Regions from separate parts of the Mus musculus genome. Here all the other regions are linked to region 2. The links are chromatin loops, found by intact Hi-C in ENCODE. Cell type or tissue: left cerebral cortex. All regions are shown on one strand. Links, peaks and the distances in the headings refer to the core of each region. The heading gives the core; the rest is flanking DNA.

Evidence for each region. Hi-C counts contacts between places; a loop is a spot of excess contacts. Peaks named below come from ENCODE experiments on the same cell type or tissue, not always from the same donor. Only the 100,000 strongest peaks of a DNase experiment are listed, where the experiment ranks them.
Region 1: it touches region 2 in a loop (3.0-fold over the local background); 24 of 42 quality-filtered maps call a loop at or near these places.
Region 3: it touches region 2 in a loop (8-fold over the local background); 3 of 42 quality-filtered maps call a loop at or near these places.
Region 4: it touches region 2 in a loop (3-fold over the local background); 30 of 42 quality-filtered maps call a loop at or near these places.
Region 5: a loop joins it to region 2, with 2.4 times the contacts of the local background. A loop is called at or near these places in 2 of 42 quality-filtered maps.

The regions. Positions count from the first base shown.
Region 1 is chr12:83,122,831-83,128,764 of GRCm38, reverse strand. The region is part of intron 15 of Rgs6 (regulator of G-protein signaling 6); the gene reads right to left. It overlaps 1700030I03Rik (a long non-coding RNA gene), which reads right to left. Exons shown (of 2, transcript XR_872868.2): 1 at 5,812-5,934; 2 at 3,499-3,780. Among named protein-coding and RNA genes, the nearest start is that of 1700030I03Rik, 4.4 kb to the right of the region's middle. In left cerebral cortex, for the core only: no CTCF peak of the experiment used is centred there; a DNase peak (open chromatin) is centred at 3,267; H3K27ac peaks cover 547 bases.
Region 2 is chr12:83,482,014-83,487,947 of GRCm38, reverse strand. Dpf3 (D4, zinc and double PHD fingers, family 3) reads left to right here and starts at 212. Exons shown (of 11, transcript NM_001267625.1): 1 at 212-271. The coding sequence starts at 240. In left cerebral cortex, for the core only: a CTCF peak has its summit at 2,874; DNase peaks (open chromatin) are centred at 838, 1,785 and 2,883; H3K4me3 peaks cover 2,097 bases; H3K27ac peaks cover 1,816 bases.
Region 3 is chr12:83,165,460-83,171,393 of GRCm38, reverse strand. No RefSeq gene overlaps it. Among named protein-coding and RNA genes, the nearest start is that of Gm51988, 14 kb to the right of the region's middle. In left cerebral cortex, for the core only: no CTCF peak of the experiment used is centred there; DNase peaks (open chromatin) are centred at 1,985, 2,461, 2,880, 3,406 and 2 more places; H3K27ac peaks cover 2,149 bases.
Region 4 is chr12:83,112,310-83,118,243 of GRCm38, reverse strand. It overlaps Rgs6 (regulator of G-protein signaling 6), which reads right to left. Exons shown (of 17, transcript NM_015812.4): 15 at 1,945-2,131. Among named protein-coding and RNA genes, the nearest start is that of 1700030I03Rik, 6.1 kb to the left of the region's middle. In left cerebral cortex, for the core only: CTCF peaks have their summits at 2,754 (motif pointing left) and 3,653; a DNase peak (open chromatin) is centred at 3,651.
Region 5 is chr12:83,264,821-83,270,754 of GRCm38, reverse strand. All of the region lies in intron 8 of Dpf3 (D4, zinc and double PHD fingers, family 3), which reads left to right. It also overlaps the pseudogene Gm18872. Among named protein-coding and RNA genes, the nearest start is that of Gm51988, 110 kb to the right of the region's middle. In left cerebral cortex, for the core only: no CTCF peak of the experiment used is centred there; DNase peaks (open chromatin) are centred at 1,479, 2,057 and 3,479; H3K27ac peaks cover 657 bases.

The DNA.
Region 1 (5,934 bases), core at 569-5,568, 360 kb after region 2:
GCTATTACCTTCCCTAAGTGGTCAGCTACGAAGTCATATACCCAGGTAAGGACTGTTTGGGGGAAAGTAGTCAGTGAGAGCAGACTGGCTGGAAGGGGGTGTTCCCACCAGTCCTGCTGCTCACTGTTGATTGACATCACGATGCCTCAAATCACCCTACATGGACACACACACACACACACACACACACACACACACACACACACACACACGGTGGGGTGGGGTGGGGGGTTGGGGGACAAGAGTGTTCCTATCATTCAGGTCTGACAAAAGCAGGCCTTTGACACTCTGGAGATCTCCCAGGCCCCCAATGGGGGGCCATGGCTCCAGGTTCTTTCTGGACGGAACCTGGCTTTCCCACAGGCTAGGGATTCGGTGACTCCCTTGTCCTGTTCCTCCTCCCCAAGACAAAGAAATGTTGCCTTTGATGTCAGGAAAGCGTGTTCCTTCCAGTTTTGTCTAGGAAACACAAAGACAGTAAACAGGGGGTGGGTGAACCCAGAGCTGAGATTTTTCTGGGAATGAGAATTAAGATCAGACTCGGGGTCTCTGGCCATTTCCCAAATGCAATGAGTTTATCACCGCCAGGGACAGCAAGTGTCCAAAGCTCTTGGCAGTGACCTCTGCTGATTTATGAGGGTTTCTGGTGTGTTTGCACCATTCTGCCGACAACTGGTCCTAAGGGAAATGTATATCTAGCATCCGCAAACTACAAGGGAACCACTGGAGAGCCCAGCCAAGTCCTGGGTGAAGAAACAGGGCTCGAGAAAAAGCCTGTTCCTTTCTTCTTTTGCCTTCCCTTGTCTTCTCATCTTGCCCTGACTTTCCTTCCTTCTCTTCTGCTTATCAACTACCTGCCCCTCCCCCATCTCCCTCTATATATTATGGAGATGAAGGCTGACCACAAAAAGGCAGAGCCACATGGCCATACCTGCCCCCCAGACAGCTCCAGGAGGGACAACAAGAATGGCTCTATCTATATTAAGAAACCACAATTTTAGGACCTAAACCACACAGATGTCTTCGCCACACACTTTCCAGTGGTAGGAAGGACTTGAACCCCTTTAGTGGTTGACAGTGCTCAGAGATGTCCCTCTGCTGACACACATCTCCTTCCTTGTCCCTTCCTGGCCCTGGCTGCTCTGCCAATGGGTCCTCTGCTTGCCTGGGATACTGAGACAGAAGCAGGAAGGCTGGCAAAGGGTCAGCAAGGGTCTAGGAAACACAAGAGCTGGGGTAAGCAAGCAATACATGCTGTCTCCTGACCACACCTGCTCCGAATCAATATTTTGCTGTGAGAGCCCTCATTTGGAAACATCCTTTGTTTTTTAGACAAAACACTGGGACTCTGAGGAGAGGTGTGTGTGTAGGTGGGTGGGGAGGTAGTCAGATGAGTGTCCAAGGCCTTGGGCTCAAAGCATACCGGAGTAGCTGAACCTCTTAAGAATACTGTCCTATCTTCTTCTGAGCTGCAGCCTCCTAAAACAGCACAGACCTCACCTCCCAGCAGAAGAGCATCTTTCTGGAGTGGAAACCACTCGGTTGGAATGTGCATAGCGGCCAAGAGCCCTCCTTGTGATTTTTCAAGTGTCCTATTTTTCTTTCTGCAGGTGCACGTGCCCCATTGTGACCCTCCATTCCTATAATAGCCATACTTGGGGAGCTGTCAGGTCCCTCGAAGGAAAATGAGGGGCAGGATGCGATGTGTATAGGGGGCAGGGGAGGGGGAACTGGGCCCAGAGCCAAAGGCTTGGATTCAAGTCCCCACTTGGCCCGCTTCTAGCCCCGTCAATCATACTTCCAGTGCAGAAGCAGAGGAGAAGCACTGCAAAATGATTATACACGCCAAGTAATAATGATAAACTTGTGGTGCGATTGCGAGTGTAGGAGGCGGTGTGGCAGAGACAGAAGGTAGAGGGAGGATTCCAGAGAAAAGGAGAGGCTTGGAGCAAAGGGGACCGGGGGACAGAGTTTAGCCACACTTAGTCGTGAAATAGAGGTTAAATAGCCCCATTTTACAGACAAGACTACTGACACTATACCAGGTGGGATGTCTCACGCAGGGATAAAGCCATCATTTGAACCCATAGGCCGTGCTCCACCCATCTTCATGGGCTGATCTTCAAAGGCTTTTGTCTTTTCACTGGCTGGAAGTTGGGTTCAAAGGGGCCCAGTGTCTCTAGGCTAAGATGCAGTGTGCTCCTCTATGAGTAGGTGAAGGGGTGTGAGAGGGTTGGGGAGGAGTGGAAGAGGGGTGGGCCTTCCTCCTCAAGTCTTAAAGTCTGAGTCATCCTAATGTTGGGTATAGTCACTTCTCACCATTCCCTTCTGAGAGCCATCCATCATCACCGTGGTTAGCAACGGCCATAGCAAAGGCCCAGGCTCAGGCATGTAAGAGCAGGTCACAGACAACGCACCTCTGAGGTGCCAGTCTGGATTTCTGGAGACTCATCTTTAACCAGAGATCTTTAAGCTTTAGGCATGGCCAGATGAAGCCTAAGGAAAATTAGATCTTTTCAGTATGGGTCCAATAGGACAGAACATGCTGTGGTGGGAAGGTCAGGACGTGGATCACAGCTCAGTGTCTGCTCAGCAAGCGAGGAGGAGAGGAGCCTTGGTGACGGACAGTGAGGAGCAGAGACTGGTCAGGCCAGCTTTGTAGCTGTCCTTTGGATTCTTGCAGTACTGGGGACTGAACCCTGGTCCTCCCATGTGCCTTCTAGGCCAGTTCTCCAGCAGTTAGCTACATCTTTAGTCCCAGGGATGCAGCTTTGAATGACGGTTTTAAGACCATGTGGATCTGAAATGACAAGATCCGTTTGGATTTCTTGGGCTGTCTAACAGACCCCAGGGTCCCTTGTTTCCACATCAGAGATCATTCAAAAGTCATATATGAGTCTGAGAGAAAATGATCCATTGCCTTTACCCTGCCTGGCATCGCACAGATACAACTCAACTGCCCAGAGGCACAGGATTTTAATGCTGTTCTATGCCTGCTCTGAGATAAGAGTAACAAACATAGCTTCAAATATTCCCTTCCACCTCCCTGAATGTTAGTCGCACAGAAGAAAACTGTTTTTCCTTCCCTCTTTAAGGGTTTGGTACTTAGAAATCTATGCAGAGAATAAACAACAAAGACATTCTGGAGTTTAACTCTTTGCTTTCTTCTCTCCAGGAACGCCTGGTAATAAACAGAACTGGCTCACACACAACTGATTTGTTCTTTGCGAATTCATCCCTCCCTCTGCTGTTTGTCTCCCTAAAAATAACACCACCCACAGAATACAGTGAGTAACCTCTGAAGCAAGCTGTGGTGGGAATCCTCAGTAAAGACAGTGACAGTGTGGCACACAGTGGACAAGGAAGTAGGCCTACAATGCCACTTGGATATCACCGTAACAAAGATGGACAGCCTCGCCTAGGCTAAGAGGACTTCTTGGGAAACCTTATTCCCCAACACTTTGGCTTTTAAACAAAACAAAGGCAAGACAGCTTGCATTCCTTCATCACACTGATCTTAAACATCTACATTTCCATAGTCATAGACACTTTGGCTAGAGGCTTCCAGTCTGCTCAAGACGGGTGTAGTTCAGATGGTATCTTTCATCACCCAGGTCTCATTCTGGTCTTAAAGTCTTCAACCATTCCAGGAATGGATGGGGACTGCAGAGAGATTCGGTCAATTAGATTGAGGGCTCTTTCCAAGACGGGATCTGCCTATACAGCTGCTGATTTCTAGCACCTCAAACATCTGGCGCATAGTGAATATTCCAAGTTTCGCTGAAATTAAAATTAGAAACATAATTCAGCTGGTCCTTATTGATTACTATGGTTGCTTCCCCAAAGCTCTTTGAAGTTTAAAGCTAAGAGACAAATTGTACCCTCTGCTTTACTGTGATAGGCAAAGCTAAGAGTATTACAATTCAAGAACATTGGTTGGTTGGTTTGTCTGCTTGCTGTCCCTGGTCAGTCCAGAACTTGCTCTGTATGTCAGACTGGTCTCAGACTTGAAGTGATTTTTTTTCTTCTTTTTTTTACATTTTTTCCCTCTGATAATAGGGAGAAGCCACTGTGCCTAGCATGACAGCTGCTTTTGAAATACTTGAACTTGACACAGAGCGGTATCCTAGTGCTGTTAGGCACTTATAAAAGGAAAAGAAAAATCCTGTTCCTAGACACTCCAGCTACAGGGCAGAGGTGAGAGCCTCAGCATTACACATAGGTCAGGGCAGCAGTGGAGCTTGGACAGCTAAGAAGGCAAGGTAGGAAATACGTGCTATAAAGCCTACAGGGAAGGCTGCTCTGCTCCATTCAACTGTCAATCCACTTGATGGACAGATTTCCACACCAACTCGATCTCAGTGACTGGTTTGTTCCATTTGTAAAGAACGATGCAGTTTGAGGCCAGCTCTGTCTTAAGGCTGTGAGCCACTCAGACCTCCTGTTTCCTGTTTAATTTCATCATAGGGGTCATCCCACAGAGGTCAAGGTTTCCCAACTCAAATGGAGGATGGATGGTCACAAAATCAATACATGGTGACTAGACAAATAAATGATCTAATGACCTAGAGACACTGTGCTTGGGCCATCCTGGGCTACTCTGAGCTTTAAAACCAAGCTACATGGACATTGGACTTGGTCACTGGACTTCTGTTATCTTTCAGAGCCTGCAGAGGCTCACAGAAGAAACAAAGGGAACCTTAGCTTTGTATCGTCCTCTGACTTATCTTCTTCCAGACCTGCTGGCAATGTGCTAAGAGCAGTCCCCACCATTCAGACCTCCGTCCAACGCCAGCCTTCTGATCACAACATGATTTACCCTTTCCAGTGTTTTCCTGGACGAGAGCTCTAGGGTAAGCATGCTCAAGTCCTGTCGCTGGACACCCAAGGACCCCCCCCCCATTTTGGTTTCTTTGTTTTATTAAAACGGGGTACCATTATATAGGCCAGGCCAGGCTAAAACTCACTACATATCTCAGGCTGACTTCAAACTCGTGTCGGCCTTTCTGCTCAGCCTTCCAAGTGCAGTGACTGTAGGCATGAACCATGCAGCTTGCTTCTGGCCATTACACGATTTTCCTGCCAGAGCAATGCTGTTGACAGAATTGCTTTGTTTATTTGAGACAGTGTGCAGCTGAAGCTGGCCTTGAACTCACAGAAAACCACCTGCCTCTACCTCCCCAGTGTTGGAATTAGAGGACTGAGCCAGTGTGCCTCCTGGGGATTACTTATTTGATCTTATCTTAGATTTATAAGGCCCCAAGGAATACTCAAATCATTATTATTTGTGAGGTCACACTTGCAAATCTACAGCACTTTTAATCTTTTTAAAAGAATTTCCAAAGCTTTTTAGCTCATCTGATTTTTCTAAAATCCAACTTAATAGGCTGTGGAGAGACAGCATCTTCATTTTAGAGATGAGGAGGCTGAGGTATAAGAGACAAGGACCTTGCCCAAGACCTCAGTGCAAGTGAAGAACAGTGTAGGTTCACTGATGCCCTATAGTTGAGAGCAGAGAAACCCAGCCCTTAAAAACAGCCCATAGACCATCACACACTCCACTCTCCAATCTATAAAATAGGAACAACACAGAAAACAGCTGAGGGCTTCAGCCACAGCCCACAGGCCTTTATGGAAGGTTTGATCTCAGCTCAATTTGTCAAAAGAGCCAAATGCATCAGCGAACGCTGGACCCATGCTGGTAGAGTGCCCTGTGAAACCCTCCCAGGAAGCAAGCACGAGGAATAAGCCTTACTCTACCGAGTGTGGTCAAATGAAAAACAAAACCGGAGCTGCGACACTCAAGCCTACCTCTCTTCACTCAGCCTGATAGCCACCAGCATTTGCTTTCTTTCACGTTGGTGGGTCACTAGCTCAGGACCCATGGTGGTAGCCTGACAGAATTTCTGTCTCAAAGCAGGGTGTTTCGAAGGG
Region 2 (5,934 bases), core at 566-5,565:
CTACTAACACGGTACTGCCCCTTTAAGACCTGCTCGCTCTCGGGCTCTACAAAAGGGAGTGACCTCTGGGCTTTGACAGCTCCCCTAATAACTACCACCACGCAGGCCCCGCCCACTTGGCGACCAGCCGCGCCGATTGGCCGGTAGGCCGGTATCCCGTGCTCTGATTGGCCTGCCGCTTCCCCTGAGCGAACCTTTAGAACTCTGAGACAGACAATATTCTGTTACATTGTAGCAAAATGGCGACTGTCATTCACAACCCCCTGAAAGCGTAAGTAAGACTAAAAAATGTACATATTCCGCGTGGTTTCAATATGAAAAAAAGGCGCCTTGTGGAGCGCAGCCGGCGCCCGGCTCTCGCAGACACCTCCCGCTGCGCCCGGGCTCCTCTTTTCTTCCTGCTCTTACTTCTTCATCTTTTTTTTTCCTCCCAGCGCGCAGAAATGTCAGGAGATGCAATTAACAAAAAGAAAATTGTTACATTTGTGTTCTGCTTAATTGGCTGACCGGGACCGGGAGGGAACACAGAGCGGCGGCGCCGGCTCAGGAGCTGCGGGGGTCGTGAGCAGCCCGGGTCTTCACGGTTCTCGGAGTCCCCTGCCTCTCCCGGCGCCGCGCGGAGCTGGCTGAGGCTGGCCAGAGCGCGGGGTTGGCTGAGCCTGGCCGGAGCGCGGGGCAGAGACCGCGTCGTGCGCTCGGCTGAGCCCTGCACTCCAAGCCCGAACCTTCCCGGCCCCGCTGCTCGTCCACCCAGGCGGGCAGACGGACCGCAGCGGCTGCGGAGTTTTGCAGGGCGTTCGCTCTGCCTTCCGAGCTCTCGCAGGGAGTTTGTGTAAACCTTCCGGAGTTGGGAGGACAGCGCGCGGAGCGGCGGGTCCCGGGAGTCCTGGGGCCCAGGTGCTTGCCCCGGGCTTTTCCACTCCGGCAGCCGGGGATCAGGCAGGCGCTCCGGGCGGTCGCCGGTGTGTCTGTGTATTTGTAGGCTAACTGGCTCTAGTAAATTAACGATCCGGGTTAACTTGGGGTTGATATGGAGGCAGGGAAACTGCAGGTCTTATAAATGGTGTGCTTGCCTGCTCTGGGTGAAAAGCCGAGGCGGTGGAGGCGGCGGTGGAGGGCTCTGGCGACAGCGAGGGGCAGGTGCCTCCCGGAGACTTTGAGCGGACACAGGGGGGCGGGCTGCGCAAGGACTCGCGGGGGCCGGTTCCCGATCGGAGCTGCCTGCCCGCCGGTCTTCCTTCCTTCCTTCCTTCCTTCCTTCCTTCCTTCCTTCCTTCCTTCTTCCAGTCGGTGGACTGAATATGAAGCCGCAAGTCCGCGGGTGATCGCGGAGCCGGGGGTGGCCTCGGAAAACTAGTGTGGCTCTCAAGGGGCGCTATTGGCAGGCATGTTGGCAGAGGGTGGATCCTTGGGAATCGCGGCGCGGCGTGGGCACCCAGTGGGTGCCCGGTGTACTAGGACTTCCCCGCCCTGATGAAAGCCAGTGGGAGTCGGAGGGTGAGCGTGGGTGTTTAGTGCCAATTCTTCCCGGTGTGTGTCAGTGGTCGATCTTGGCTCTTTTAGCTGCGCGCTACAGCGTCCCTGGCTATGGGAGTCGAAAACACCGTTCGCTTTGGGGAGCAGCAGGGCGGCGGCGAGAGAGTGTGCGTGGGATTCCTAGTGCCAAGAAACCCGTAGGGAGAACCCGCTGCGTTTGCACCAGCCAACAACCAGGAATAGGGCAGGGATGTCCCAGATCTTGGAGTTTCCATGAGATATTGCTGTAAAGACGGAGGCTGAGCTTGATGCGAGTTCCTGGCTCCCGTTCTCGTTCGGAAGCTCAGCTACTTTGCACTCGCGACAGCGTCTCACCGAAGAGAGAAATTGTTTTATGGCAGAAGAAATGGGCGTAACTTCCCCGCTCCTCGCCGACTCCCGCCGCCACACCGCTGGGGCTGGGAGTTTCTCCAGAACCCACACACAGCTGATTTGCAATTTCCTCATTTCCAGCCGAAATCACGTAGCCGAGCTGATGCTGCTTGGTAAACTCAAGTCGGAGAGATCTATTTGCTATGTGTACAGGGTTCTTCATTGGCAAAGCGGCATCCTTGATGCCCGGGAGCGGGCTTACGCTCGGGCGCGCGCAGGAGCTCCACACTCCTGGGTCCCCCAGATCTTTCCACTTTTTTTTTTTTTTTCCACAGAAGAGTGCATGTATAAGAAATTGTGGGGGAGAAGGAACAGAGAAGCTAGAAGGTGGCCAATCAGTTAATAGAACTAGTTCAGATTTACACTTGTATCCCTTAATAATTGGAAATACTTGCCGTGGGATGCATTTGTAACTCCGTCTTGGCTCACGCACGCGGACGCTCACACAACACCCCTGTCTGCCTTTCCTCAGAGGAAGTCGAATGGTCACTTATAATTAGCCGCCCCCTTTTGCATCCAGTCCTCTTCCCCTGAGGGCTAAGGGTGTAAATAATAACCCCAATCGGTCAAGCTATTTGCACCCTGGACATTTTAAAAACTCCGCACGCAGGAGCACACACATCGTTACCGGGAGACTGAGGCCATCTGCTTTATTATTATTATTATAAAAACAACTTGTTTAATAAAACATCTTATACATGCCATTTGTTTCTAGAAGTTGCTGATCAGGAAACAAAACACACGTGAATAAATTATGCATGGGCCAAATTAGAACAAAGCATAGCAACCCAGCAAGCTGAAGGGATGGATGGGGGGGGGGCAGGGAGGAGGAGGAGTGAGGAGAATGGCTTGGAGAGCTTATGTGTTTATCCTTGTGTGCCCCTCCTGACAATGAACCGGAGCTCCAAACTGCATTAGCATTTTCTCCGGGTGCAAGCAGTCTTTCTCGTCTTAAAAAGGCAACATCACGGACGCCCCCTACAGAAGAAACTGGTCACACAAAGATTTCCTCTTGGGCCTGGGGATAAGCAGCAGTAGTTACGGTGTTGGGAAGAAGCCAGCTCGGGTTTCTTTCATGCCACCCTGTGTAGGGCTATGCCTTAGACTGTGGGTCACTTTTCATCTCGCTAGCTTTTTTTCCACGTGGGGCATTCAATTATTCAATTCGCTGGATGACTGGATGGCTCAACTTGAATTTCTTTGCTTTGCGTGGGTTGGGGGTGTCTTCTGTAAGGTCCCAAGCGCCTGAAAACAGCCTTTCTTGGTAGTTTGCCTTTCTTCCTGGCTGTCTTTGATCTCCCCTCAACTCCCCTTTTCTTCCTGGTTGCTCTCACCCCTTTATCTCCGAAGCTGACAGTCTGGCTTCTCCATTTTAGCCTTTAACTTCTTGTTACTGCCCAACAGGGTGTTAGAGGCAGAAACAGGAGCTGCCAGGCCAGATTCGATCAGACAGGGACTCTGCAGGTGGCCCTACAGCCAAGCAGTCACATCTGGACAAATAGAATTCAGAGGCACTGACGGACATGTGTGATGTGTAAATGTGAGTTGCCTGCTATTTAAATTAGCAGCTACACTGTCTGAGTGCAGACTGTTGGAGTCATCCTAAACTCCTGTGTACACAGAAAGTGAACAGGGATAGATTTGATAAAGGCACACGTATAAGTTACATGTTGTGTACTTGTCAATTTCTGTATACTTGGTAAATAAAATGCCTAAAATTTAAAAAATTACCTATCTTAGGTGGCATGGTGGCACATGCTTTTAATCCTAGCACTCAGGAGGCTGAATTTGTGTCCAGCCTAGTCTACATAGTGAGTTCTGGGCAGCTAGAGCTACATAGAGAGGACCTATTTAAAAAAAAAAAAGTTACTATTTGATGTGTGTGTGTCTTGAGCAGGTGAGGTGCTGGAGTGTGTGTGTGTGTGTGTGTGTGTGTGTGTGTGTATGTGTTGTTAGAGGACATTTCGAATGGGTTCTTTCCTTCCACTATGTGTGGTCTGGAGATTGAACTCTGCTCAGACTTAAAGCAGACACTCTTACTTGCTGAGCCATCTCTCCTGCCCTATAATGTTTTTTATTGTAAGATCTCAGTATACCAGTTTAGGTCGCTCACCTTCCCCCGTGTCTGCCAACAGCACTCTAAGCTGCATGATCTCTCAGTAACTTATCGAAACTCTGCTTGTAGCACTTAGCTGGGAATGCCTGCCACCTTCTGCCAGACTCGATCATGTACATAAGTATCTATTTTTATAACTCCAGGCTCAGAGACTAATAAATGCTATTATCACTTAATTATTCTAGTTAGGGCTGTAATACTTTAATTGTTTGGTTATAAACAATGAGAAAATCAAACTATTTACTCACGCTTGTCACTATGATTCCTTGTACACAGTTTCATCAAAACTCTTACTTTGTAAAGAGTCACTCTAGCTTGGAGGCACTTGTTGATATCTTTGCCTTAGTATTAAGGACATAACTCTAAGAGAAAGAAATGTTTACTTGTTCAATATTCAACACGGCTCATGTGTATGGATGGCGTGGTCAGGTCTTTATCTCTCTGTCCACTCTTTGATGTGGATGTGTGTTCTATCTAAAGTGGTTCGGGGCACGTGAAGGTTAAAAGCCAGACCTTACTCTTGCTGAGGCAGCCAGTTTAATTATCAGTGAGGAAGGGCCAGGGGCCCACATTCCTGGTCCTAATCTTGTCTTGGCTATTTTAGTTGGGGAAGGGGCAGTGAGTAGAGACTAAGTGGAGAACAGTGGGGCTGGGGCTTTGTGGAGTTGCAGCCTTTTATGGACATTATTTTAGTCCTTGATGGAAAAGGACCCTTGAAGCCAACAGATGCATGACCACTACCATCTCTCTCTGTTCCAGTTATCAGTGTTAAAATCAGTGTTAAGTTGGGGCTGGCGAGATGGCTCAGTGGTTAAGAGTGCCGACTGTTCTTCCGAAGGTCCTGAGTTCAAATCCCAGCAAACACATGGTGGCTCACAGCCATCCCTAAAATCAGTGTTAAAACAGGGATGTGGGGGACAGGGGAGTTAAAAAGCACTGGCGATTCTTCTGGAGGACCCTAGTTTGGTTCCCAGCACCCACATAGAGCATCTCACAACTACCCCTATTAGCTCGAGGGATTTGACATCCCTTTTTGGCTTCTGCAGGAACACACACACACACATACACACATGGATAAAGTGAATCCTTATTAATTAATTAATTTACCTTTTGGTTTTTAGAGACAGGGTTTCTCTGTATAGCCTTGGCTGCCCTGGAGCTCATTCTATAGACCAGGCTGGCCTCGAACTCACTGATCTACCTGCCTTTGACTCCCTGAGTGCTGGCATTAAAGGCATACATCAAAGTCTGACAGAATAAAATAAGTCTTTAAAAAAAGCCCTAAAGTCTCCAAACTTCATTAGCACACATTATTTTTTATTTTTATTATATTTTAATAGCTATTGTTTTGAGATGTCCATATCCATAAGGGAAGTCAATTTCTGTCAGAATCCAAAGGGGAGGCATTGTCTCAGGGTGAACCCTTGAAAACTGTCCAGTCTGCAGACCCCCCTGGGGGCGGTATCCCAGACCCATCAAGGCAACGGGGATTCCATGGTGGTTGACCTGGAGAGTTTACATCTTCCGTGGAGTCTTTGGAAGCATGCAGGGAGTTGAATTTAGATTTGTCAACAAAATGCTGTAATATGTCTACATCCCCTCAGATCATCGCCAAGCATAAGGCACAGTCATCATGTTTTGTGTTGAGCACATAACCCAGAAAAGATAGAAACTGAGACTGACACCCACCTTTCAAAGTGTAGCCCTGTTGGTGGAAGCTGGGTCATAAAAAGGTCCCAGGATCCAGGGGTCCTGTTTATTATACCAACCTCAGCAAAGTAACTTTTGCGGTTTTTGAGTATTTTCAAAGTCATTGGAAGGCAGAAATGTAGCCAAATGTGGCAAACCTCAGGCCAAAAAAAAAAAAAAAAAAAAAATCCCACAGGCGCATATATATATATATATATATA
Region 3 (5,934 bases), core at 301-5,300, 320 kb after region 2:
AGCATCCAAAGACACCCCCACCCCAACCTCCACTTCTGCCTGCCTGTTCCACTGCCGTGTAGACACCCCCATAGTCACACCTGGACTCCTCAAAATTGCTGATTCCTGAACAAGTAGACTCTGAAATGTGCTTTCCGGGCCCGCCCTCCGTCCCTCCCTCATTCCCCCCTCTGCTGTTCCTGCACACCTACCAATCTGCTGCCCCTGGTCCTCCAGTCTCACCCTAACGGCTTAGGACAGGCTTAGAATACTGCCTCTCCACAGCACCTCCCCCAGTCTGATTCCTTTGAAATCTTCAGCTCCCACGTTTCCCCTCCAAGCCAGGACCATAGAGTTGCTGTAGGGCTTCCCATTCTCCCGCGGCCTCCTGCAGGCTTGTGCCTCTCTGTGCCCTCACTGCTAAGCCCTCTTCTGAATCTCTCATTGGTCCCTGGCTCTGACCTTTCAACTCTAAGTCCACTCCAGTCCTGCACACAGGGCTTCCATCACGAGGTCCTCTTCTGATTGATGCCTAATAGCCAGGTGTTTTTGTTTGTTTTGTTTTTTTAACCTGTTCTTCATATCTTCTGCCCAGTGTGCATTTTATTTATGTCTCTGGCTCATGTCATGACAGGTTGGCTACATATTGATGCCTTCCACTAGAAGGCGTGGCCTTTGTGGACAAGAACCATTTTTTTACTCAACTCTGCCAGCACAACACCTGCCCTATGACCAATCTTGATAAATATTGCAACCTTTGTGTGTGTGTGTGTGTGTGTGTGTGTGTATGGGAAGCATATGTATGTGTGTGCTCAGAAGGTAGCCTTGGGTCTCATTTCTCAGACACCATCTGCCTTGTTTTTGGTGTAGGGTGTCTCATTGGCCTGAAGTTTGCCAAATAGGCTCTCTAGTTGACCAGAGAGCTCCAACAATCCACCCATTTCTGCCTTTCCAGTGCTGGGATTACAAGTCTGGGATTACTATGCCTGGCTCCCTCCCCCCCCCCCCCGCACCCCCTCTCCCCCCCACACACAAAGGCTCTAGGAATCAAACTCAGGTCTCCAGGCTTGCAAGGCATGTGCTCTACTGACTAAGCTATCTCCCTAGCCCAGATATTATATTTTTAAACTTCCTAGGACATGCCTTCCGTCAGGCATTCCCCTGGGTCACTGTCAGGGAAGCTGCAAAGCCCGACCTCATCTCTCCCTAAGGTTTTCCAGGGGAAAGATTCCCTCAGAGCTCTCTCATTAGTTTGTCCTTTCTCCTTTGTGGTGCCAGAAGCTAGATGGTCACTCCTAGTCTGCCGCACAGGAGGCAGGCTGTGATGGGGAGGGGGGGTGTATAGGAGCGGTAGGAGGAGGCACCAGGGACCAGAGAATATCACAGAACGCTGTGTGAACTGGCAGCAGCAGTTCTGTGGGCTCACCAGCTGGCATGATGGGGGGGGAGGGGGGAGAGAGCCAGAGGGAAAGTTCATGTTTTTCTGCCCAAAGCTGAGAATTAGGAGGGCAGCCAGTGGTCTCCGGGCTGACGGCTTGGGAGGGAGACGTGTCAAGGTCACCTCTGCTTTGTGCCTGACCGAAGGGAGGCATTATGGATGTTGTGTGTGTTCATGTGTGGGTGTTGCAAGCCACTGGGCACGTCTAGATAGCTAATAGTGTGCTTCCACGGCAGAGCGAGGGGAAGATCCACTAATCCGATTTGTAATTTATCTCTTGGGTTGATCCCAGTGTTTCCTTTTGTTTCTGACTTGATGCATTTATCTGAGGGCTCAGCGAGTTCACCTTGGCAAAGTCTTGCATGAATAGAAGCATTTAACTTAACAGATAAGCACATAGCTCATAGTCCTGTGTGTGTGTGTGTGTGTGTGTGTGTGTGTGTGTGTGTGTGTGTGCATATGTGCATGCAGCTGCTTTAACCCTTAAATGAGGGACTTCCTCTCAGGAGGGGAACACAGGATCAGCTTCTGAGTTCTTGCTTTTGTGAAGGCAGTAGACACAGAGAGCCAGCTCGGGTGGGGAGAGGCCTCGGAGCTGGTTCCCGCTAGAAGATTCTGGAGACAGTCAGTCAGTCAGCTCACAGACTAAGGTTTTCTTTATTCCAGGCAGGTTGGGGAAGTGGTGGAGAAGAGACAGCTCTGGGCTTCTCACCTTCTCAGAGTCATATCGTTCCCAAGCACAAAGAACTTAGGCAGCGTTGACTCCTACCTTCCTAGGCATCAAATTTACCCAAGAATGTTTATCAAAGAGGCAGGTTTCTTGAGTCCTCTCAGGCCTCCTGCTTTGCTGGGGTTGAACATCACCCAGGGAAGCTGCTACCTCCTCAGCTGCCTAAGGATGCACGGCTAACAGTGCTGGCCCAAGGCTAGGAAGAAGTCTTCTGGCTCCCATCTGGATGTCCCCCCACACAGCCCAAGTGTCCTGGGGCTTACAGCTTTGGGAAACAACACGGCTCAGACTGGATACCAGAGAGTGTTGAAAACACCTTTATCTGAAGATCTCACGAATCCATTTAATTACATTAGTTCCTACTAAGAGTGTGTAAGGGCTTTAATTTCCAGAGTGGGTCAAGTCAGCAGAAATGGATCACTCACCCTGGGATGACCTGGTACTTTCCAACCCTGCTTTTGGCACTGTGCAGGGTTTCAAAGCCTTCTGTGGATACCTTACTCCACTCTCCTTACTGACCAGCCCTGCTCCTGATGACTTAGAATAGTCGGGTTGGATTTCTTTCCATTCTTTCTCTCTCTCTGTGTGTCTGTCTGTCTCTGTCTGTGTGTGTGTGTGTGTGTCTGTCTGTCTGTCCCTCGCCCTTTTCTCCTCCCTCTCTTTGTTCTTTCATTCTCTCTTATTTTTTTTTCTAACAGCTTTCCAGGCACATGAGTCAGCATATAACCCACTCACTTAAAACACATGCCAGTGCTTTCAAATCTGTCTCTGGAGCCGTGCAGACATCGCTACAACCAACTTCACAACACTTTTATCACTCCCCCAAAGAAACTCCATATCCACTAGCAACGGATATTTGTCTTCAGCTCCTCATCATCCTCCTTACTCCTGGACGACAGTTAGTCTTCATTCTGTCTCTACAGATTTGTCTCTTCTGGACAGTCTATGTCCGTGGAACCATACAGGACAGAGCTCTGTGTCCAGCTTCTTTCGCTTAGCGTCATATCTCCAGGCTGGTCACGACGTCGTTTTATGTGCATTGTATCACATACTAGTTCTTCATTATATTTTTACTGCCAAACAATATCTCACCTCACGGACATAACACATCTTGTTTCCCAGTTGCCAGATGTGGGTTATTTCTAGCTTAGGTTTATTAGCAGTCACACAGCTCCAAACAGAAGTGTTTTACATTTCTGTATGTTTTCATTTCTCCTGGGTGTAATAACTAGGGGTAGAGTGGCTGAGTCATGTATTGACTCTAGGCTTAAACTTTTAAGAAAGTGCCAGGCTTTTTTTGAAGATGATTCAGCCTTTCATACACCGTCTCTGCCATTTACATCTCTGTATTGTAGGAGAGTTTCAATTTCCCCACAGACACCTGTTATTATCTGTCTTCTTTGATATTGCTAGCCCAGTGGGTGTTAAACTGTATTTCATTCTGGTTTCGATTTGCATTTCCCCCGTGGTGCACAGTGTTGGGGGGTTTCTATGCCTCCTGTCCATTCCCGTGTCTCCTTTGGAGAACTCCCCACAGCACTTCCGCCCATCTTTTAGCTGCACCCTATCTCTTTTATTACTGACTTTCAAGAGTTCTATCTTTGTCCTAGATGTATCTGTCAGTTACATGACTGTCAAATTTGCCCCAGTCTGGGGGTGTCTTTTCGCTTCGTTGATGGTAGCCTTTGAAACAAAACAGCTTGTAATTTTGATGAAGTCCAGTTTCCTTGTTGTTTGTGTTTGTTTTGGTTTGGTTTTTCTCATTAGTCCTTTGTGTCGGGGTGGGGGTGGGAGCATCATAGCTAAGACCTCACAAATTCACAGGTCACATAGGCCTTCTCTATTGTTCTGAGAGTTTCACAGCTGAGCCTTTTGATCTCTTTAAGCTGATTTCTGACTATGGTGTAAGATGGGGACACGGGGTCGCTCCTCATCTTCTATTTAATTTGATTTGCCTGACACCGTTTGTTGAGAAGGTCATTGTTTCTCCCATTGAACTGTTGCAGAACATTCCTTGGCAAAAGTTGACTGTGCGTGTGTGGGTTTACTTCTAGGCCCTCAACTCTCTTCCTTAGACATTTCTTTACCCAGCATTGTTACACCGTCCTGAGTACTACTTGTATCTAGGTCATAAGTTTTGAAATGATGTCTTTCTACTTTCTGTGCATATCTGGAAGAACACACTCTAAAGGGGCTGGAATGTGACTGGAGAAGAAAACCTGACAACATGGCAGAGGACCCTGGGAGGTCTTACAGACTGGGAACTGGGGAATGCCATTAAAAAAAAAAAAAAAAAAAAGATGTACATGAGTACACTGTCACTATCTTCAGACACACCAGAAGAGGGCATCAGATCCCATTACAGATGGTCATGAGCCACCATGTGGTTGCTGGGAATTGAACTCAGGACCTCTGCAGGAGCTGCCAGTGATCTTCACTGCTGAGCCATCACTCCAGCCCCTAGGAATGTCATTTTTATGCCCTGTGTAACATTTGTGTAAGCCACTCAGGCTGTTTTCCGTTTTGTGGCCAGTGGGCTCTGAGCTAGTTGACTGTGGAAGGAGTTTTTGATTCTAATATTGTGGAGCAGTCAGTGGAAGTCTCAGCTTGTTTAGGCCAATTCTACCCCATGACTTAGAATGCGTATATGAGTGTATGTGTGTGAGCTCTTGTTTGTGTATGTGTGTGTGTGTGTGTGGGGGGGGGGGGTTATGGTGCATGCAGATGTGGGTCACAGTGCTGTGATCATAGGACAATACTGGGTGTCAGCTTTTTACCTTTCCGTCCTGTGTGAGACAGAGCTTCTTTATGCTGTGTAAGCCTGCCTCTGCCTCCCACCTCTCTGTGGGAATGTGCTGGGTTTATAGACACGTGTGCTGCTCTGTCCTCTTACACACACACACACACACACACACACACACACACACACACACACACCACTCCAAAATACCTCTGAGGTCTCTCTCAGTGCTGACCTACACAGATTCTCCCTGATGTGTGGTTACACATGATGAGGATTCTAGGTTATACTGTCGTGCCAGGGAGCTACGAGGACCTTGAAGACTACCAGGGTCATGTCTGAAGGGCTCAAGCTCTTAGTAGTCCAACATGGGGCCTCAGCAAGGGCCAATGACCATGGTGGCTCTCAATGCATGGATATAGTTACATTTGCAGGTTCACAATGCAGCTACAAAAAATAAAGCTGTTATTTAGAACACCTGAATTCTGCGCTCTGTGAGAGACCTTCAGTGGCTTGGCCTGGTTCTCAGAGCCTTACCTCTTTACCTGCTTGGCTCGTTCACAGGCTCTGTGACAACACTTTGCTGCCAGCCCTCTGTCATCACTGTTATTCCACGTCCATCGTTTGGAGAAGGTGTAGGGAACTGTGGAGTTTTGGGGGAAGAGTCCGCCCATCCAGACGGACCAAACTGTAGCTGCAGTATCCTTCTCAGCGAAGCACCTTTGCCTACACGAACACAGAACCACTACCAAAAAAATTAAGAGCGAGACTAACTCCACTAGGGGAAACCTCACCACTAAGCCACCACTCCCTTACACGGCACCCTGCACTCTGTGGTGCCTTGTTGCTCTATCAGATGAATAAAGCATGTGTTCTCTGCAGGCTTCGTACTCTGCGGGGCCTGCGGGGCCTGGGATCCCATGCTTTCTCAGACAGGGGCTTGACGGCTTCAGGAGGTTAACAAGATGGCTTTGGGCTGAGGAGGCTGAGAGGCTGAGAGGCTGAGAGGCTGAGAGGCTTGGGTGTAGTGAGGTCTTGTGCTCAAAG
Region 4 (5,934 bases), core at 585-5,584, 370 kb after region 2:
GGAGGAGGGGATGAAGGGAAGGGGGCAGGGTGGCCTGACCTCATCAAATATGCACAGGGGTTGGGGAGGGGAGAAAGAGAATTAAAGTATACTTTAAGAACACACATGTTGGTTTATAGCACTATGCAGCCCTTATTTGGAATCTGGTTTTAAATGGTGTTTTAAAAATTATTTATGGGACTGTTAAAAGTACATACACTTGTCTGACGGTATTAAGGAGCTATGGACACTTTATTAAATCGTGACAATGGTATTGTGGCAATGTTAAAACAAAAAAGGGTACTGTCTTAACTGGTCAGCAGGTAAAAGTGTAGGCGGGGACACAGCAAAGAGGAGATTGGTCACATACTCATGGCCCTTGAGGTTGGATATTGAGGTTCATAAAGGTTTGTGTTTTTGTTCTTTCCCCTCATTTATGTTCAAGAGTTTCCATGAGGAAATGCTAGAGCAAGCCTTCCCTGGTGAAACACTTGGGGTGTCACAGAGACTGGGCACATCATGGCTTGGCCAGTGTCTCTTTCTGAGGTTTCATAACCTTATAACTTCATCATCATGTGTTTCAGGCCATCTGCACAGGGCTTCCTCAAAGAGCTTCTCCACACCCCCCCCCCCCCCGCCTATGGAGTCACATCAATATTGTCCTCAAGAGCATATACAAAGATATGGCGGGGGGCGGGGGGAAGAGTCCTTGTGATTTAAGGATTTTACTCCAAAGCTACCAAGACCACGAGGGCCTCATGATGTCATTGGGTGAAGACTGAGTCAAATCTGCCCAACATGGGCACTCGTGCCTGTTAGTGGACACCAAGATGGGGGAGAAAAGGTGTGGGTGAGGAGCTGTTTTCAGACTGAAGTCTTGAGCGAGTGACAAGGGACACTGGTCATGGCCTTATGTCACTGTTTGCATGGGTATAGCAGTGTAGACTATCCTAAATAGGATGGTAGTGGCAGGGCAAGCCACTCGAACTCTCTGTGTATAGCATCTGTAAGCATCTTGACAGGGCCCTGCAGGGTCGAATTCATCCTGTGGTCTCCATTTAACACCAGAGCTCACACCTTTGGGGTCTTTTCCCACGGCTGAAATGGCCTACTGATTTGTCTGTCTCTCTCACCTGGGTCTTGCTGAAGACAAGGGCTTTCATCTGTTCTTTGTGGTATCTCACCTTTATTCAGGGCCTGGAATATAGACACCCAGAAAACACTGCCTGGGGACAGTCACCATGGAAGCAGTGCAAAGTGTGGGCATCACAGCTGGACAGGGGTGGACTTGATTCTTGACCTGGCCAGCTCCCAATTCCCACTTTAACGGTGTCATGTTATTGTTTTCAGCCTATCTAGTAGAGGGGTTTAGATTTTGTAAAATTCTGTAAATCACTTTTCTTTTTCTCTAGAAAAGATAAGACAGATACAAATGGTCCCACAATATATAGCCGTTTGACTTACAGTACCCTGAAGTTACAACGGTGCATAAGCAATGGGCACTCAATAGATTTCAGATCTGGATCTTTCTCCAACTAGTGCTGCTTGGTATGATCCTCTTTCTAGACACTGGATAGTGAGTGAGCTGAAGCTCCCAGTTAGCCTGTGCTCCTGAGGAAAAGGGCAGATCCCTGACCGTGTTCTGAAAATGATAAGCTTTGACGTGCGTAGTGAGTACATTTTACTAAACTAGTTCAACTCACGGTGGGTTTCCCAGGGTGCAGTTCCACTTAGCATCCTAACTTGAAGAACTATAAATTTCTGTATCTGTGTAGTAATGTAACCTAACAAGAAGATCTTGGGATTTCACTGTACACTTACCTGGCACAGTTTCTACTGACTGACTTATAAATAGTGAAAGCTGATGGTCAAACTACTCATAAAACCTCTGATTTGTATTAAAGGATCGAGTTGTAAAGTGATTAAGGAATGCCCTATGACAATAATTTGGGTCAATGAGCAAACCTGGGCATCTTCAAATGTGTATCTCCCTCCATCTTTGACATTCTGACTGGTTATCTCATAGCTGTGAGAATCCAAGTTGATTGCACTTGGGGCTCCGGGAGCTAGAAACTCTTGCCAGATTTCCTCCACCCTCTTGGCCACGTCCTGTAGAGGTTGCTTCTTGAGATCTTGGACAGACAGCCAGAACCTGGAGCGCAAGCAGAAACACAGTCAGTTCTATTTGGACACTGCTAGAGACGGTTCCAGAGCTGATGCTGTGTGTCCCCTGCCTGTCTTGACGCCACATGTGAGTTCCACAGGACTGCTAAAAGTACAGAGAGTACTGATGGGGACAGAATAAAAGTACACATAAGAAGATGTGAGCTTCTGGGGACTGGCAAGATGTCCTCTTCCCTCTGAGTAAAGAATTCTCAACTCCAGCACAATAGCCATTCAGGCTGGGGGATTCCTCTTTGGTATAGAGGGGCTGTCTCATAGATAGAACACCAAGTCCCAAGCCCCTCCCCACGGCCTACTAGGTATCAGCAGCATCTTTTAAGCTACGACAACTAGCAAATATCTCCAGAGATTACCAAGTGTTCCAGAAATAAAAACTCTGCTTGGTTGAAACATCAACTCTTCTTCATGCAGATCTCTACACAACGTGAGCCCTGCTGTCAAATCTGGCTGGGGCCACTTAGGGACACCAAAATAGGAAAAAGAGATTAAAGCGTCTACTTAGCAGTTAAAAGCACTTGCCGCTTTTCTAGAGCACCTGGGTTCTGTTCCCAGCGTCCACACTGGCCAGCTCACAATTCCTTGTGACTAGTTTTAGGGAATCCAATTCCCTCTTCTGGCCTCCACAGGTACTGTAGGCATGTGGTGTGCATATAAACAGGTAGGTATCTACACACACACACACACACACACACACACACACACACACACACACACACACGAATAAAATAAAATAAAAAAATTAAAAGGAACATGTCCCAAAAGCATGCAGAACCCTGAATTTATAAAAGACATTTTGTCTAGAATGAGCCAGCCACTCATGTTAGAGAGCAACAAGGGGTGGAGGTGGAGGGGGGAGGTAGGGCAGGTATTCACATCAGTTCTCAATATGGTGCCGGGCACCTAGTAGGTCCTCAATAAACAGTTTAGAGGGGATATGTCAGACATAAAGCTGGAGAGGCATCTCTACCAAAAGATTCTTTAGGGAGTATGAGAGAAAAGTACCCACCCTTACTTCCACTTGCCTCCCCAGAATCTCTCAGCTATGGACAGAGCCCCATATGAACACGTTCCATTGAGAGCTTTAGTCAAGTGAGTTAAAGCAACCCCAGCACCCCCTGCTCCAGGATTCTCCAAGGCATTATCTCAGTGGCACCCAGGGCTGGAGGGCACACCCTCCCCTGCAAAGGGGACAGGCCTGTGTCCTCAGTGAGACAGTGAAGGATCCACTGCTGTGCCGAGTGTACAGTGCACAGCCACAGGCAATAGAACACAGACATGAGTGTGTGTGTGTGTGTGTGTGTGTGTGTGTGTGTGTGGGTGTGGGTGAACTCAGATGAGCCATAAGGCAGAAAGGCCATTCAATCTGCCGTTAAATTCCACCCAAAGAAAGATGTACTTGCTTATTCATAGTATTAAATATTTTTATTCTTAAAAAGGAGTTGCGTGTTTTTCTGCAGCTCACAGATGTGTGGCCCAAAGGTGTCACCCAGTGGCAGACCTAAGTAATGCAGCCCCATTTCCACTAGGAACGTTGGGACATTGTGCTTGATTCCAGGCTATCTCCAACTTTCCCAGTTTGCCCTTTAGGAATCTAATGATCTCTTTAAAGAAACCCCCCCCCCAAACCTGAAGAGCCAAGAAGGCAAAGAAGAAAAGAACACCCCTCTATCAAGAAAACAGGGAAGTCAGTTCTGTTCTCAGCCTGGCTCTGTAGCTGTCTGGAATTGTACTGTTCCAGGTAGACTTTGATCATCTGGGAAATGGGTACAAAGTGGGTGAAGGAAGAGGGACCCTGGATGATTTCCCAGCCACACTTAACTCTGGAATGCTTCCAGGCACCTGGGTGGGAGCCAAGGAACAAGCAAGCGGCAGGCCAGTCACCCTGGGATCACCACCTCCCACCCTGAGATTTTAGGATTTCAACTCCCACCCTGAGTGGTGTTTGGGGATAAAAGCTGCCTGGCCTCGAAGATGCTCTTTTCATCTCCTGCCTTTCAGCCCTCCTTGGATCTCATCTACCTCCAGGGAGAGAAGTCGCAGAGCTTTATGGTACCTACTGGGTCAATAAAGGAGCATGGAATGGCCTCTGGGCCAAGTCTCTGGCTGAGGACAGCCTTCTGGGTCATATTTCTCCCTGTGCCTGTGGGGCTTCCGTGACTTCTCGCACAAATAGTTGGTCCATGGGTGATTTTTTTGTTTGTTTGCTTCCTCCATCAGTGTCACTTGGGAGGTCACCTTCTACCATCTGTCCCTTGCTAATCTAGTCTGCTGTGTAGGAAGCCATGGAGACCCCATGGGAAGGCCCTGAGAATATCTGAAGCTTCTAGGCTCTGTAGACCCCTGTGGTTTCAGGGGGCTTCAGGATGCCTTTTGCAGAAGGACGAGAGAGGCACTGTATGGCACATCCTTCCCAGAGTATACAGAAGGAGCAGAGAGGATGTCAAAGCAAACTTCAGAATCAAATCAAATATATTTTTACATTGAAATCAAAAGATTTCTTCCATCAGTTCAAGTTGAGAATTTTCGCTTTATCAAAACACAAGGAAAAACAGCAGGCATGTCACAGGAGAGGGAGAAGGGGAAGTGGGGGGAGGAGGGAGAAAGGGATGGGGGAGGGCACAGAGTGTATAAGAGTGACATTCCCTGGACAGCTTTCTCTTTCTGTGTACATAGGACTCAGCCCAGCCTTCTGTCTGTCTTGGAGATGACCTACCTTGTCTCTCCTAGGTGACAGCAAAAATGTTGTCACAACAGCATCCTGACATCTCTTATGTGTTTACCATCTTGGCTTAGAGGAACCTTTGTGATGATTTGAAATGCAGAACAGGCTGTGGTTTGTGCTTGCCTTCTTCTTGCCTTGCCAGTCTGAGCTGAACTGGGAGCTCAGGCCAACCCCCTCCCTGCCCTCCCATTGCCAAAGAGCCACAAAAGCTTCCTTCTGTGTATCCTCTGTGGATGGGTGGCCCATTGAGGATAGAGAAATGGCTGCTCTTATCAAAAGCCTGCAGGTACCGCTCCGTTGAGGAAGCGGTTAGTTGTCAAATGCCAGCCGCTCCATCAAATGCAACCATCCTGCACTAAGCCCTCGGCTGGAAGCAGAGAGCCTTAGGGACTGGCAGGGCTTGGTGGCTCCAGGGTGTGTGGAGACCACCTGCCTTGCCTCTCCCCTAGCCACTGCCAATTGTCAGAGCAGAGAGAGGTGGTGCTGTGCTGGCATTTGATCTGTGTTCGTGACTTAGAAATGAATGCAGGAGAGGAAACTGGTCTTGGGAGAGGGCAGCTTGCTCCAAACGCACTAGGGTAAAACATCTGGGGTCCATGGAACTGGAGGATGGTCCAGGACTGCCTCACTTGCTCCCTTTCTCCCTAGATGCTGACAAGCAATGGGGGTTTTCTCTTCCAGACTGGCTAGCGCACAAGAAGCCATGCGCCATCGATCATTTACCATTCCATCAGGAGGTCTGTACATCTCCGCACTTACCAGCTTACCTGCCTTTTCACTAGCTAGAATGTTCAGAGGCTATACAACACAGCCCTGAGCTTGCTCCCAGAGAAAAAGTGAACTCCTTGGCAGAAGGATGTGTTTCTGTGCCCTCTGCTGGTCACTGGGTGACTCAGAACAATGGACAAAAAAAAAGAGCTTTTTGTCTGGTTGGGATGCGGGGTTGCCCCCATGAACAACTAGCATGAACAGTGCCCAAGCTGAGCTTGGCACAGGACAGGAGCCACTGCTGAAGTTAGCCACAGCCTTTCAGGAGTCACTCTCTTCTG
Region 5 (5,934 bases), core at 394-5,393, 220 kb after region 2:
TGGTTCTGTCTGCTCTGCGCTTCATGTATCATTTTGCAATGCCGTAGATATTCTCACTGTAATCGCTGGGAATGAATTTGGAGGGTCATAATTCAACACCTGACTCTAGTGTTCCTGGAATAGTTAAAACAGTTTATACAGGTGGCATTAGCCCATGGGGTGGGCTGCTGAGGCAGATGGGTAAATACATGTCCAGGGCCTCCTCAAGGTCCTTCCAGAGGATTGTATGAATTGATTTCCCCTGCTCAGCTTACCCACTGCCTCTGGGTCCTGGGAGAAAATGTCTTGTCTGACCCTTGCATGGAAGGGACCATCACTATGGTATTGGGTTCCAATAGAGTATGAAAAGAATTTAACTTTTATAGGTTTTAGGACACTGTATTCATTAGGGTTTTTAAAGCTCATTGTCACCTTTCAGTGTGTCTTGAGTTCATATGGACAGGGTGAACCCTTTGGAGTAGCTAAGACATGGACACATTTAGTGGCCATGGTGTGAGATTGCAAACATTTCCTGCAGGGTTAAAGGAAGCAGGGAGTTCTGAGCTACCAGCAGACTTAGCCAACTGCTCTTTGCTTTTGGTACACGTGAACTACATACATGGCGTCAGGGGGCAATGGGAAGAGCTGTCAAAGAATGGGATTAGAAGCGGGTCCAAATAAAAATAAAATGGACGAGGGCTTAACCACTTTGAATGGGTTATCTGACAGTAATACCTTGGTAAAGCTGACTGTCAAAGTGACGGACGAACATTGTTCAAACAAACACCAACTGAAACTACAAAGAAATGCCAGCAAGGCTTTAAAAGCGCCAAGTGAAAGCACTGTGTGGGGCAGGGCTGAGTGAGTGTGTGCCTTTGTACAAGCAAACCTAAGGAGGGATTGTGCGTGTATTTGGACACATGTATCATGGTCGGGATGAGGCCTTTTCTGGGAAGTGGAATCTTCCTGGAAATGTCTGCTTTGTCCTAAATCCCTGTCATCAGGTGATGTACCCGGTTAGTCCCCTTTGGTCTAACACTGGCTTATTATCTTGCTGTTAGGAATAACACTGTAATGACATAATGAGAATATTAATGATGCTGTCTGTTGCTTAACCCATGTGCTGATATATTCATCATACATGTCAGCTCATTTGGGAGGAGAAGGCAGGAAGGAGAAGGAGGCAGCGGCCGCAGCACGTACCACGGAGGACTTATTCGGTTCCACGTCAGAAAGTGACACCTCAACTTTCTACGGCTTTGATGAGGACGATTTGGAAGAGCCTCGCTCCTGTCGAGGACGCCGCAGTGGCCGGGGTTCACCCACAGCAGATAAAAAGGGCAGCTGCTGAGCACATGGGACAGACTGTGTGGCCAATTAGCCACCCCTCCCCCTGACTCTGGTCATTGTTCTAGTTCTGATATATATTTTTAAATGAAAGACAACTTGGGCATTTCCCTTAATCCTTGCCTTTTCCTTCTGCCTCCCACGTGTCCCTCCCTCTCCTAGCTTCCTTCTATTTTGGGTACAACAGAAGCACACACTACTGAGAACCAGGGAAGAGCAGGATGAGAGTCCTCTGGGGAGCCATGGCATCATGGCGGGCTCTTATGGACTCTTATCCCTAGAAGTAGGAGAAATTAAGAGGATTTTCTGTCACTGGGGGAGGGCATCTTTTTGATGTGAGCAGAGTTGATTTCCTGTTTTCAAGAGAAGAGGAACATGAGGTTTGAAAACAAATAACATTAACAATATTTATTTATAAATAACTATTATTAGATGCAGATGAGGAGAGAGAGAGAGAGAGAGAGAGAGAGAGAGAGAGGAGAGAGAGAGAGAGAATGGCCACTGGGTATGTGTGTGTGGAGAACTTCTTCAATGGGAGTTGGTGACTCCACAGAGCAGACTCCTCCCCATGTCTCCTCCACAACCTTTCCATCTTCCTGCTTGTGTGAAATGGCAACCATCCCAGAGAAGCCTGGGGCCAGTTACAGCTGGCCTCCTTCCAGCGCTGGCCCAGAGCAGCAGTGGCCGCTTCCCTCGGCCCCTTTTCTCTTCCCTTGTTGCTGGGTTTCCCTCACTTTCCTCCTGGCAAAGATCAGCTTCTGAAACACAGAACGGAATGTCAGCAAATCACAGACAGGCTCAGCTCTGACAGAGCAACCGAGGCCGGCGCTCCTGGAAGGAAGAGTGATACTACACACTGTATCTCCCCTCCCTCTGCCCCGGTGTAAGAACATGTAGCCGCCCATTGGACGAGAACGTCTTCCAGATTTCTTCTACTTGTTATAGTGCCTGCCAGGCACTTTGTTTTATCTTTCCAATAGCATTTCCTGAAATAAACCAAAGCAACACTTGGTCCGAGGCCTCAGGGATAGAGAAGACTGTCCTCTTCACTGACAGTCCCTGAGAACAGGACAGCTGCGAGACCCTGCAGAAACAGGTATGTCCTGGCTGAACTGTCTCACAACGAGTGCAAAACCATCATAATTTTTTTCCTCCTTTTTTTTTCTTTTTTTATTTCTTTCCTTTGGTTTGTCTAAGCTTGCTCTTTTGTGTTTCTGGGTTCCCCCTTTGTGGTGCTGGGGTGGTGAATGAGAATCTGCCCTGTTGTGCATGCTGGGCCTAGGTGCTGGGCTGATGATGGCTTGGGGGGGCGAGGGAAGGGGCTCTATATAGAATGGCAAGCTTTTTGACTTCTGGCTTCTGGCTTTTGGCTTTAACTGCAAGAGAGAGTGGCTGGGGAAATGCTTGGCTGCCTTTTCCCGTGGTTAACTGTGGAAGTGAAGTCTGTTGGCCTGGGTAGGAATAAAAGAGGCAGAGACCATGTACTGCATGCCTAGGGTGGTCTTTTGGGCTCTGAGGACCTGTTTTACAGCCAAGGGACCTAGTCTAAATCAAAGATCTCTGGGCTGGCAAGATGGCTTATTGGGCAAGGGTGCTTGCAGCTAAGCTTAATATCCTGAATTTGACCTGTGGTATCCCTAAGGTGGAAGGAAAGAACTGACTCTTGTAAGTTGTCTTCTGATTTCCATGTGTACACCCTGGTGTGTGTGTACACATACAGACACATGGGAGTATTCATGAGCACAGGCACACATACACCCACCAAACAAACAATAACCACATGAAAGACCTCTGACCAACATTCACCTGGACTGTTGAAGATTCTGAATTCTCACAAAGTATGGCCAGGGCAGTGTGCTTCCATTAGCACACATTCCAAGGTCCTTCTGGTCGCCTAGTCATCTGATTGCTTGTAAGTATCAGAGGAGATTGGTTCCTACAGTCCACATTTTGTTGGTCTCCCTGAATTACATCACTCATAAACTAACAAGCTAACTCAGCAAAAGGAAAGGCATACAGACACACCTAAAAATGGAAGCTTTTGAGTGTTCCTAGTAGCCCAAGACAAAGGACCATCTTCCTCTTCTGTTTCATAAGAAGCAGGATAAGCTGATTCGAATGTTTGCTCTCAGTTTTGTGAGGTTGAACATGACACTGCCACCCACTTTGGGGAAGTTCTGCTGAATCTACATATGTTCTTCTTCCTAAGGAATGGTGCATAGGCCTCCCATGTGGTACTGTTCCCGCATGCGCACATGCAGCAACTCAGTAGGGTTCTGTCCTTCTGCTACTTTCAGCTCTGTACTTCCTTCCTTTGATTCAGATATTGGGTTCATAGAGTTATGACTCTCACTGATGAAATGTCATCTTCCAGGTCAATAAAAAGGATATTCAGTCTACACAACCATTTGAAGTCTTGTCTAGTTGTTCATGATCCTGGAATTATCAGTGATAATTTGACTTTGAACTTGGGATGTTTTAAAACCCATGTGATTAGAACAAATTAAACACACACACACACTTTAGGAGTCTAACTTGTGCTTCTAATAAAGAACCAATAGTTTACTAACAAGGCTAACTCCCAGGACATTATCTGATTGTCTGATTTACATCACTAGTTTAGTTTGCCTTTCAGTTTCTCTTGTTAGGCATAGCAGCTGCCATCCTCCATCCACCCAGCAAAAGTGATGCCGTGCTGCTGCCTCACATTGTTTGAGCATCACAACTCATTTCCTTACTGCACCAGCATCTATAAACAGACTCAGAATTCATATTCTTTAAGGAAAACTCAAGGAACTGGATGGAACATGGAAGATGACCAGATTCCCACCTTTCAGTCAAGGAAAAGTCAACTTGGAGAGGTTCGCTCACTTGAGTGAGTGGAACAGAAGTCGGTTTCGGGGTGGGGGCATGTCTTAAAGCAGAGGGATAGTGCTTCGGAGAGAACGCAATAGGAGGGGGCAGCTAGCTGTCCTGGAAGACTTGATGGTGTTGAAATTAGGTCTTTATGCCCCTGCTCCAGAGAACAGAATCAACGTGTGTACTAGGCTCTGTTTTGAGTGCTTTCCTTAGAGTAGTTCATTTGACTTCTATCCCGAGATAAATGCTTGCATGACCCCAGGTTATGGGTGAAGAGGCAGAGGCCTAGAAATGCGGTTGAATGCACCTAAGTACCACACATAGTAAGGAACCAGGTCTCGACACCCAGCAACCTGATTCTCGAACCCACTGCTGGCCCTCTGTTCTCTCTCTCAAATCGGCCATTGTTAAGAAACATGTATTATACGGTGTAGACTTCATCAGTTCCTGATGTACTAAAGGATACCTGTAACGAATGTGTCTTTAAAAGCCAGCCTCTTCAAAAGCAATTTCAGCCACCTAAAAGCAAGTGACTAGATTTCATTGAAGAGAATTCTAATTCTGATCAAGGTTGTAGAGAATATTGCAGGTAACTATTCTACCTAAACTGTAATTTTTAGACAGAGTCTGGGTACCTCACAGGGACAGGAAGCCTTTCCTTGTGACCTCATGGACCATAGGAGTGGTATGAGCTACTAGAAGGTTTGGGTTTAGAATCACTATGAACATTTTGGAATAAAAAGGAACTCGCAATCACCTATGGAAGGACATGCCCAGAATGCTTCAGAAATGTCACCTTGTTTTTCTCAGTACCAGCCCCAGCGTGGGAGAAGCAAAGGTACAGAACTCTGTGCCAGTTCAAATCCTCTGGGGGAAAATCAAGGCTGTAAAGGTAACTGGTATAATAGGTTGGCTATCTGATGCTTGTAGCAACCCTAATCTAAGGTGTCATTTTCTGTCCCGAAGACTGAGGGGATCAGAGAGTAAGCTCACCACAGCACCGGGAATGAGGAATATGCATTTAATTTCTAAAGGTACTTTAAAGTCAGCAATCCAATTTACTGCTGGCATTTTAGAGAGGGGGATTTAATAAAAAACAGGACCGTCACATCAATAGCATCCGTTTGTCTTCCTGCTTGCTTTGTGTGTCTCTGTGCACCTAATGGGTTGGCACTTGATATTGCCTCTATACAGCACTTGAGGGAACAAGAGATCATCGTGTGGGGAGAGAACTAAAGGCTGTTTGGAGGTTCTTACTTCATGGTGGAATAAAATTAATTAATTTTTATTCCAATATGCCTCCTGTTATGGCTGATGAATATGATCTTGGACATGTACTTAAACTTTGAGCAGACTCATGCATCGGGAATTTTTCCATGGGGGATTTTGCTTGGTCTTCAGGAGTGAGGTTGCTTATGTTGTGGGTTTCCGTGTGAGTTTCTTGTTGTGAGCACTGTTTTAGTTTCTCTGTGCCCCAGATGTGGAAGTTTCTTTTTATTTTGATACAGGACCAACATTTACTGATTTCTAACTCTGGAAAAATCCTCGTAAGTTGAGTCACATGTCAAGCATCTCCTCTTTACTGGTGAGGAAACTTGGTTCTATCAGCTTAGATAATTAGTCTACAATTCCAAGGTCAATAAGTTCTGGTTGGCTGGATCTACTTATTTTTAATTTTCTTAAACTCAGTCTATAGTGGCTTACTTGCAGGTCGTGTGTTTGAAGATATCATGAATGGAATTAGTAAAG